Regions from separate parts of the Homo sapiens genome. Here region 1 is linked to region 2. Evidence: chromatin loops called from intact Hi-C (ENCODE). Cell type or tissue: ovary. All regions are shown on one strand. Region 1 holds the start of ABHD16B (abhydrolase domain containing 16B). Region 2 overlaps ZBTB46 (zinc finger and BTB domain containing 46).

Evidence for each region. A loop is a pair of places that touch in the nucleus more often than their neighbours do. Peaks named below come from ENCODE experiments on the same cell type or tissue, not always from the same donor. Only the 100,000 strongest peaks of a DNase experiment are listed, where the experiment ranks them.
Region 1: a loop joins it to region 2, with 3 times the contacts of the local background. A loop is called at or near these places in 75 of 110 quality-filtered maps.

Annotation. Positions count from the first base shown.
Region 1 is chr20:63,856,506-63,861,505 of GRCh38, forward strand. ABHD16B (abhydrolase domain containing 16B) reads left to right here and starts at 4,993. Exons shown (of 1, transcript NM_080622.4): 1 at 4,993-5,000. ABHD16B-AS1 (ABHD16B antisense RNA 1) reads right to left here. Exons shown (of 2, transcript NR_165314.1): 2 at 4,710-5,000. RefSeq lists a silencer at 2,041-2,200. In ovary, CTCF peaks have their summits at 2,595 (motif pointing left) and 2,794; DNase peaks (open chromatin) are centred at 1,696, 2,616 and 4,252; H3K27ac peaks cover 3,309 bases.
Region 2 is chr20:63,772,889-63,777,888 of GRCh38, forward strand. It overlaps ZBTB46 (zinc finger and BTB domain containing 46), which reads right to left. Exons shown (of 5, transcript NM_001369741.1): 3 at 2,790-3,074. Among named protein-coding and RNA genes, the nearest start is that of ZBTB46-AS2, 32 kb to the left of the region's middle. RefSeq lists an enhancer at 1-431. In ovary, a CTCF peak has its summit at 2,473 (motif pointing right); a DNase peak (open chromatin) is centred at 2,427; H3K4me3 peaks cover 600 bases; H3K27ac peaks cover 3,067 bases.

The DNA of each region.
Region 1 (5,000 bases), 84 kb after region 2:
CAAAGACTGGCAGGCGACACAACCACAACCTGTGGAAAAGCAACTGGGGCAAAGCTCTTGGCTTTAAGAATACCCCCTTGGGGCCGGGCGCGGTGGCTCACGCCTGTAATACCAACACTTTGGGAGGCCAAGGTGGGCAGATCACGAGGTCAGGAGCTCGAGACCATCCTGGCTAACACGGTGAAACCCCGTCTGTACTAACAATACAAAAAATCAGCCGGGCGTGGTGGCGGGCGCCTGTAGTCCCAGCTACTTGGGAGGCTGAGGCAGGAGAATGGCGTGAACCCGGGAGGCGGAGCTTGCAGTGAGCTGAGAACATGCCACTGCACTCCAGCCTGGGCGACAGAGCGAGACTCCGTCTCAAAAAAAAAAAGAAAAGAAAAGAAGAAAAGAAAAGCCCCTAGAGGCCAGGGTCCTTGAACAAAAGTGCGCGATGCCCTGTGTCTGCAGCGGGGAGAGGTCTGGAGCCCGTGTGTCCGACAGCAGAAGTGGACACAGTGGTGCCAGGGCAGGAACCCTGGGGGCATTTGCAGGCCTGTGCTGCGAGACTGCAGTGGCGCTCAGGACACACCTCGGAGAAGAGCAAGCCTGCTGCAGAGTGACATGAACACCAGGTCTGTTTCTGTACGAGCCAGTGACAGAAGACCCCTAGATAAGACTCTCTGTACGTATATGTTTGTAGGCAAATGGAAGGTGAGAAAGACACGGTCCCGACTAGCAAGTCTGGATGTCTACGAGGAGTGTGGGAAGAACGGTTAATCGCTTCACATCCCTGCGTCACTGTGTATGATGAGAATGTTACATTTCGAATAACAAAAATGAGCACTTATATCAAAAACTGGTTATTGCAGTGAGAGAAAGGACCCTGCTCTAGGGTCTTCCAAGCCGGGGTGAGCCTGGGCCTTGAACATACCCTTCAAAGTGTGTGTATGGGGCCCAGGGGACGATCTACCATTTCTGCACTGGAGTCTGCAGAAATGGTGCAGACTGCCCCAGAAGAATTCAGCCTACATCACACAGGCCAGCAGGACTTTTTTTTTTTTTTAGTGCAGCAGTGCGATCATAGCTGACTGCAGCCTTGAACTCCTGGCCTGAAGCAATCCTCCCGCTTCAGTCACCCAAGTGGTTGGAACTGTAGGCTCGACCCACCAGGCCTGGCCCCTGCAGGGCTCTTGACCCCAACCCAGACTTTACCTTGATGTGGGGAGCTGTCCCCACTCCCTCCCCTGACAATGCAGGGCACTGTGTCAAGGATTCTGGAGAGACCCTGGCTCATTCCCACAGGAGACGGGGAACAGGCCTGGGGAGGAGCCAAATGCCAGTGTCGGGGGGCCGGAGGCTGCAGTGGCAGTGCTTGTAGGCAGGGAGGACAGTGAGCCCTCCACATATACATAGCATGGCCCCCAGGGGTGTGTACTGGGATGGGTGTTGGGGGGTACTCTGGGGAGGGCTGCTCACTGGTGTCCTTCATCCCGGGCAGGAGAGAGGCCCAGAGCACAGGCCCTGCAGGGAGCCAGGACGGAGAAGGCTCCAGTGTACGCCACTCCCCCACCAACCCCACCGTCCTTGAGGGCTCTGAGCAATTAATTCTCTGTGACTCCAGATGTTCAGCAGCTGTCTTGGCCATTTCCGCCCCTTCTCCTGACCCTGCGTCCTCCAGGAAGCATCCCCTCCTGTCCTTGGGCTCCAAGCCACCCCCACCTTCCCTGCACCCCATTTCCTGAGCAGAGGCGTTTGTGCAGACTCAGCTCCCGCACCCACCAGGGTAGCCTCAGTTTTCCCAAGGCCTGGGCACTGCTCCCTGAGTCCAGGGCTGCTGGGGTCGGCTCACTCCCTGACGGATGCCCTCTGCCAGGGGCTCTGATCCTGGTTCCTGCCCCTCCGGCCTCTGGGACTGGTTTTCTCTCTCTCCTCTCCTTCCTTCTCCAAGGTTGGCTCTGCAGGCTCCACTGGCATAAATCAAGGGCCTCCAGGGAGGGTTCAGTGCAGGAGGGTTGGCAGGACTGGCCAGGGGGAGAGCCCTGCCCCAGTGCAGGAGGGCCCAATGCAGGAGGGTGGGAACCAAGGGGTGGAGGGCTCAGAGACTGGCAGGCCCTGTGGGGGTGGGTGCACGCTCAGATGTCGGCGTGGAGGGCACCGGGGTGGAGGTGGGGGTTGCCTCCACAAACAGATCAGCAGGGACACAGCCCCCACCTCCACCTTGTGGACACTTCCCTGAGCTGATGGCGGTGGAGGCACAAGAGGTCATGGCTGCTGCAGCTGGTCGTCTGGGGGCTCTTCTGGAGAGGGGACAGCTCCCTTCCTGTCACATGCTTTCCTGTCTCAACAGAGCCGGGGGTTCTGGGGCACTTGGACTCCCGTGGGCTGGTGGGATCAGGGGCTGGGCCAGACACAGGATGAGGCATGGAACCCCTGGGGGCCAGCGGCTCCAGCCCGCTGACCTCTGCCCCTCAGAATCCGGTCCCAGGCTCTCCCCTCCTCCTCTCAAGAACTTCCTGCTCTGTGTGTGTGTGTGGGTGGGTTGTTGTGGGGGAAGCTAAGGGCAGGTGGGCCTGGCTAAAGAAAAGCCTGCATTTCCAAACAAGTCCCAGAGCAGATCAAGCTGGGAGACTGCCCCCAGGAGGACGAGGCTCCTCCAAGCAGGATCTGCTCAGGGGAATCAAAATAAGGTTTAGTGCGTCCAACATCCTGCGTGGACAGTCCTCCAGGACTCCTGCCGCTGCCAGGATCTGAACTGAGGTGGCAGGGACACCTCCTGTCAGAACTTCGGCTCTGCTGCTGGGTTCACTCCTGTGGTCTCACACAAAATGGGCCGGTAGCCTTTGGGCCCACAGCCCCAACCTGCCTAGAGTAGGCAGCCGCTGAGTTTATGAAAGAGGCTCCTGGGAAAGGAATCATCTCCCACCCTCTGCAGAAGTTTCCATCCCCACCCCTATCCACCAGGCTCCTTTCCCCACAGGGTCAGGGGTGGACACTTGAGCAGGACCAGAACCACCAATCCCCAGGGGAAGCCTTGCCCATCCCTTGGCTGCAGGGGCAGTACCCTGTGTGTTTCCTCCTGGGGCAGGGCTCCTGTTGCTGCCCAGGACCCAGTGGAAAGGATGGTGTGACAGGTGCACCAGTGGACCCTGAGACACCCTCTTTGTCCTCAGGCTTTGACCAATGAGCACAGTAGCCAATCGGAGATCAAAGCTGGATAACCAGGAAAATCTGGATCTCAACTGTGTGTGTGCCTGGGGGTAGGACTGCCAGATTTAGCAAAACAAAAACAAATTTAAAAACAGGGTATATCTAGACCGGGTGCGGTGGCTCCTGCCTGTAATCCCAGCACTTTGGGAGGCCAAAGCGGGTGATCCACCTGAGGTCAGGAGTTAGAGGCCAGCCTGACCAACGTGGTGAAACCCCATCTCTACTAAAAGTACAAAAAGTTAGCCGGGCATGGTGGCGGGCACCTGTAATCCCAGCTACTTGGGAGGCTGAGGCAGGAGAATTGCTTGAACACCCAGGAGGCAGAGGTTGCAGTGAGCTGAGATTGCACCATTGCACTCCAGCCTGGGCGACAAGAGTGAGACTCCGTCTCAAAAACAAACAAACAAACAAACAGAAAAAACAGGATATCCAGTTAAATTTGAATTTCAGATAAACAATTTTAAAATAATGTCTCAAGCAGAAGTTGGAACATACTTATACCCAAAAAGTATTTGTTTATTTGTAATTCCAATTTAACTGGCATATTATTCTGTATTTTATCTGGCAACCTAGAATGGGGGTAATAGCCCCCCAAATCGCTCCCTTTGTTAATTGGTCCCTGTCTTCTGTCCCCCAACCCCTAAAGGCAGCAGCTGACTCCCCCAACTAGGGGCGGGGCCTGTTAGGGTCAGGCAGTGCCTCTAACCCAGACGCTGAGCAGGAGAGCAGAGAGGGGGTGCTTCAGCCTGAAACTACCCCTTCCCCAGAAGGCTGGGGTCCCAGGCGGGCCTGGCACCTGGGCTCAGAGGCTCTGGCTGGATTTGCCAAACTCCCTGATTGTAGCATGTTTGTTTCTGGTCTGGGGAGCTGTTGAGTACCTGGAGCTGCCCTCTTCCCTGGGGCTCCTCCTGGCAGGCGGCTTCCGACCCTGCCCTCAGGTGGGCTGGCCCTTTCCAGGGCAGGAGAAAAGATACCTCTCCAGAAAAGAGGGAGGCGCAGCCTGGGAGTGGGGGCTCGACCCAGGAGCGAGAAAGAGGAACCCCAGCCAGGCAGGACCCGCCCCAGAAGGTCACTGCTGTTGCTGGCAGCCAGTGAAAAGAGGATCCAGAAAAGGAGAGGGCTTGTTTCTGGTCAGCACCGAAGAAGGAAGGTGTGGAGAGGAGGGGCCGGGCCGAGAGCAAATACCGCCTTTTTGGTGCAGCAGCAGCCCTGTCTCTGACCCCGGCCGTCCTGGGGAGATGAGGTTTAAACCAGCAGACCCTGAAGGGAAACTTGCAGGACCCACAGCAAGCCTGGTACAGGCGGAGGAGGCCTTGCTGTCCCTTTTTGGCCCGTGGGGCTGTCCATCTTAAATTTAAGGAAGAGGGAGGCGGGGTGCAGGGACTCACACCTGTAATCCCAACACTGTGGGAGGTGGAGGCGGGGTGCAGGGACTCACACCTGTAATCCCAACACTGTGGGAGGTGGAGGCGGGAGGATCGCTTGAGCCCAGGGGTTCAAGACCAGCCTAGGCAGCATAGTGAGACCCCATCTCAATTTAATAAATAAATAAGGAAGAAAGAGGGAGACAGTAGCTGCTCAAATCATGGGTGGGAAAGCTGGGCCTGGGAGCGTTTAGCTGGTGGGGTCTTGGCGAAGGCGGGGGACGGGCAGAACCTTGGGTTCATCATCTCTGGGAACCCTTTGTGCACCCATCACCTAGCAACAGGATGCAGCCTTCCCTCCGCCCTGGAAGGCCAGGTCACAAAGGCCATCAGGGCTTGTCCGGGAGCCGGTATCCCCTAAGACTGCCCTGTGCCTCTCGCGGCGAT
Region 2 (5,000 bases):
AGCCTCAGGCTCCGCGGCCACTCCCTCCACGTGCTCCGGGGCTCGCTTCCGGAAAGGAGGGGCCCAGAACAGAAAAGCCCCGAGGAAGGGGAGAAACTGCCAGGGCCACCAAGGCCGAGCTGGGGTATGTGTTCCCCAAGGTCAGACCTGGCACCACAGGGCCCACAGCTCGTATGCCACGGGTGAAATCGACATCTTCTGCCAAGCCGTGCCCTCCGACCCCATCTGCTGCACACACAAACCAGCAAAGGCTTCATGGACGGAGCCACACCCAGGGAGGGCTGTCAGACGCAGAAACAGTAGAAAAAGCACAAACAAATTGTTTCCCCTCAGTCCAATGGCTTTTTTTTTTTTTTTTGAGACAGTGTCTCACTCTGTCACCCAGGCTGGAGGGCAATGATGCAATCATGGCTCACTGCAGCCTCAACCTCCTGGGCTCAAGCGATCCTCCCACCTCAGCCGCCTGAGTAGCTGGGACTACGGGCACAAGGCACCATCATGCTGGGCTAACTTCTTGTAGGGATGGGGTTTCCCCACGTTGCCCAGGCTCCCAAAGTCGTTCTTAATGACCAAGACACACCAGCTGTACCTGGGGTGCTGCAAAGGAACTGGGTGTGTTGGGGTCCCTGCCCTGAATGAGTGTATACGACGGTCTGAGAGATCCACAGGAAACAGCACCCAAGCCCCTCATGTGAAAAGGCGCTCGGAGGGGAGGGTAGTGAGGGAGGCCTGGGATCCCCCTCCGACGGCACCCACGGGCATGTGCCACCGGCCGCACCCAAGCTGCTCATGTGAAAAGGCGGTCGGAGGGGAGGGTAGTGAGGGAGGCCCGGGATCCCCCTCCGACCGCACCCACGGGCATGCGCCGCTGGCCGCACCCAGCCTGTCCCTCCTGACGCCCACGAAACGTGCCCAGCGCTCCATCTGACCGGCTGGCCGACTGCAGGATGCCCACATGCCCTGCCACCGCCTCCTGGAAAGGCCCCAGTACCCCGGGGTTTGCTCAAATCCAACCATTTCTGCTGACAAGTACACTTTTGCATTTGAGAGGGGACGGGGCCAACATCTTGGAGCATAAATCACAAACACTCTGCCTGCACCGTGTTTGATATTTTAGAAACGCTATTTTGTTTGAATTCACAACAGCTGTGTAAGTGGCACCCCCCGCCCCCCCCCCCCCCCCCAGTTTTTCAGATGTGGGAAGTGAGGCCTCAGGATGTCTGTGACAGCCCAGCACCCACAGCTTGTCCCGTCTGTGCAGTGCTCAGCCCTGAGCCTCACTTTCAGGGCCAAGACCCTTCGACGGACACGGCTCCTCACTGAGTACACGGAATAAAGGGAAGGTGAACACCACTTTCCACATGTAGTCTTTATTACCCACAAACAGTTGGCATCAGTGCTCACACCAACGCGAAAATTCGAAAGAATATTTTAGTGCTTATGAAAACAAAGTTGTAAAAATATTGTTTTTTAGAGCAGCGTAAAGAAACAGAGAAACAGATATACTTCCCAAATCCCAGCATCAAGGACAGCTGGCACGTTTCCTTCCTTCACTTCCCTCAATACTCAGCAAACAATGTGTCCACACCACTCAGCACGCCTGGACCCCAGCCGCGGAGGTGGGGGCATCTCATGCCGGACTCGCTCCCTCCTCCCCTGGAGAGAAACGGGAGGCGCCTCACTCACTCTCAGCCGCATGCTGAGTGCCAGCTATGTGCTAGGTGCCAGCACCAGGCCTTGCCCGGGGGCCCACATGAGCGCGAGACCAGAAGGCAGCTGGCTGGGGGCTGGCTGCGGTGGGTTTTTTTTGTTTTTTTTTTTGTTTTTTTTTTTGAGACAGAGTCTCCCTCTGTCGCCCCGGCTGGAGTGCAGTGGCGCGATCTCGGCTCACTGCAAGCTCTGCCTGCCGGGTTCACGCCATTCTCCTGCCTCAGTCTCCCGAGTAGCTGGGACTACAGGCGCCCGCCACCACGCCCGGCTAATTTTTTGTATTTTTAGTAGAGACGGGGTTTCACCGTGTTGGCCAAGATGGTCTCGATCTCCTGACCTCGTGGTCTGCCCGCCTCAGCCTCCCAAAGTGCTGGGATTGCAGGCGTGAGCCACCGCGCCCGGCCCCTTTGTTTTTTTAAACTCCGAAAGCTGAATGCCCCCGTCTTGTCAGGAAGTCAGTCAGTCTGGGGTGAGCCCGACACGCAGCAGTGGCTGAACTTTTGGCCACATCTCGGCAGGCGCGTCGTCGTTTGGATTCAGCTGGGGACATTTACGTTTTAAAGACAACCTCCGACGCATCTTTAAAAGTCACACGCCACCAGCATCATCCAGCGAAGGCAACGCAAGGCGAGGCCCCCAAGTGCAATCGGCTCGCAGCGGCCGCCCCCATCTCCCTTGCGCGAAACGAGCCTCAGCACGAAGGCGACAGAGGGGCCGGCAGGGGGCGCCCGAGCCCGTCTCTGGAGCACAAAGACCCCCGGCCCCTGCGCGACCCGGACGAGCTCGCATTCAGCCAACGACTCCTGTGAGAAACATTCCAGCAAGCACTCGGCTGCTCCCCTGCCCGCCGCGCTCACAACCGCGTCCATTCCCTCCTCACTCTAAAGCCAGCCCCCCGTGCACCTGAGAGGCCAGTCCAGGCTGTGACGCCGCATCCTCACCTCCCGCAACAGGGAGGTCAGCAGGCGGCCGAGCAGCAGGGACAGACCCTCAGCCTCATCTCATCTTGGCCCGGGACCTGCAACCCTCAGCCTTCAAAACCACACCAAAGCCAAGCGGCCCCCAGGGCCTGCACTTACGGGACAGCGAGTGGGCCCCTCTGGGCAGGTACTCGAACAGCAGGGAGCCGTCATCCCCCAGCACGTCGGCCTTCAGCGACAGCAGGCTGTTCTTACTCATGAGCGCCGCGCGCAGGTTGGCCACCGCGGTGGCCTGATGCAGGGCGTCGTCCTTCTCTGGGGTGAGGGGAGGGCCCAGATAGCTGGCTTCTCCTCCCAGGAGACCCTCCTCCACCTGTGCATAGAGCTCGGCCCTCTCTCCTCGGCTGTCGGAGCTGCTGGCTTCGGTGACGGACAGGTCCGCATCTGGGGACAGAGGGACACACGTCAGAAGACACGGGTCGTTCCCAGACTCTCCAAGTGGGACAGGCGACACATTTAGAAGGACAGCGACCAGCTTCTGCCTGAGCTACAGAGCAGCATCAAGTCCAGCCCACCCTGGGAGCCGGGCACCTGCCCCAGCAATGCAGCAGCCTCGGCCCAGCCCGGCCTTTCCTGCCCACCCAGGTCCCATGGCTGCGGTGGAGTCTCAGCCAAGGCTTTGGAGGACGGCTCAACTCAGAACAACGGGGTTGCCCTCCCTGGACGAGGCGCTGCAGACCTGGTACCTGCTCTGCTCCAGGGCCGAGGGCCTGAGAGTCAGAGGCTCCTGGGGCGGCAGTATTTCCATCTCGCAAAGACGAGGAGAGGCTCAAAATGGATCAATGACGTTAGAGCTAAATCTATAAAATTCTTAGAAGAAAATCCGCATGATCTCAGATTTGGCAATAGGTTCTTAGATACAAAACCAAGCACAAGCAACAAAATAAATTGGACTCATCAAAATTAAATGTCTGTGCTTCAAAGGATACTACCAAGAAAGTGACGCCGGGTGCGGTGGCTCAAGCCTGTGATCCCAGCACTCTGGGAGGCCGAGGCGGGCGGATCATCTGAGGTCAGGAGTTCAAGGCCAGCCTGGCCAACATGGTGAAACCCCATCTCTACTAAAAATACAAAAATTAGCCGGGCGTGGTGGCACGTGCCTGTAATCCCAGCTACTCAGTAGGCTGCGGCAGGAGAATCGCTTGAACCCAGGAGGTGGAGGTTGCAATGAGCCGAGATCACACCACTGCACTCTAGCCTGGGCGACAGAACAACGCTCTGTCTCAAAAAAAAAAAAAAATTGCAACCTATATATCTGATAATAAAAAGGCAAATACTGTAACTCAATATAAAAATGGGCAAAAAATCTTACTAGACATTTGTCCAAAGAAGATGTATAAATGGCCAAGACGCACAGGAAGAGATGCTCAGCATCACCCATCACTAAGGAAACGCAAAACACAACACGATTCCACCACACAATACGGTTCCAGCACACGCCACGGTTCCACCACACGCCACGGTTCCACCACACGCCACGGTTCCAGCACACGCCACGGTTCCACCACACGCCACGGTTCCAGCACACGCCACGGTTCCACCACACGCCACGGTTCCAGCACACGCCACGGTTCCAGCACACACCCACTGGGATGGCTGGATATAAAAAGGCCAGGCACCGTGGCTCACGCTTCCAGTCCCAACATTTTGGGAGGCTAAGACCGGAAGATCTATTGAGAACAGGAGTTCAAGACCAGCCTGGGCAACACAGCAGGACAAAAAGTTAAAATAAAACAAAATTAGCTGAGTGTGGTGGGTTGTGCCTGTGGTCCTAGCTACTCAGGAGGCTGCGGCGGGAGGATCACTTGAGCCTGAGAGGTTGAGGCTGTGGTGAGCTGTGATCGAGCCACTGTACTCCAGTCTGGGTGACAGAGTGAGACCCTATCTCAAAAACAACAACAAAAAAGATCAGATAATATTGGCAAGGATGGGAAGAAATCAGAACCCTGGAACCTTGCTGGTAAGAGTGTAACATGGTGCCCTCCTGCGGAGCAGGTCGGCAGGTCCTCACAACATCAGGTACAGGAATCACCACGGGGCCCAGCAGTTCCACATGTACGCATGCAGATACCCACGAGAAATGAAGACACAAAAGCTCACAGAAAACCTCGTCCAGGACGCGCGTAGCACGTTATCCATAACAGCCAAAAGGTGGAACAGCCAACAAGTCCATCGATGGACGAATGGATAAACATAACAGGTCCATCCCCACAATGGAATATTATGTGGCCATGAAAAGGCATGAAGAACAGACACAGGCCACCACACAGAGGAGCCGTGAAAACATGCTCAGCGGACGAAGCCAGACAC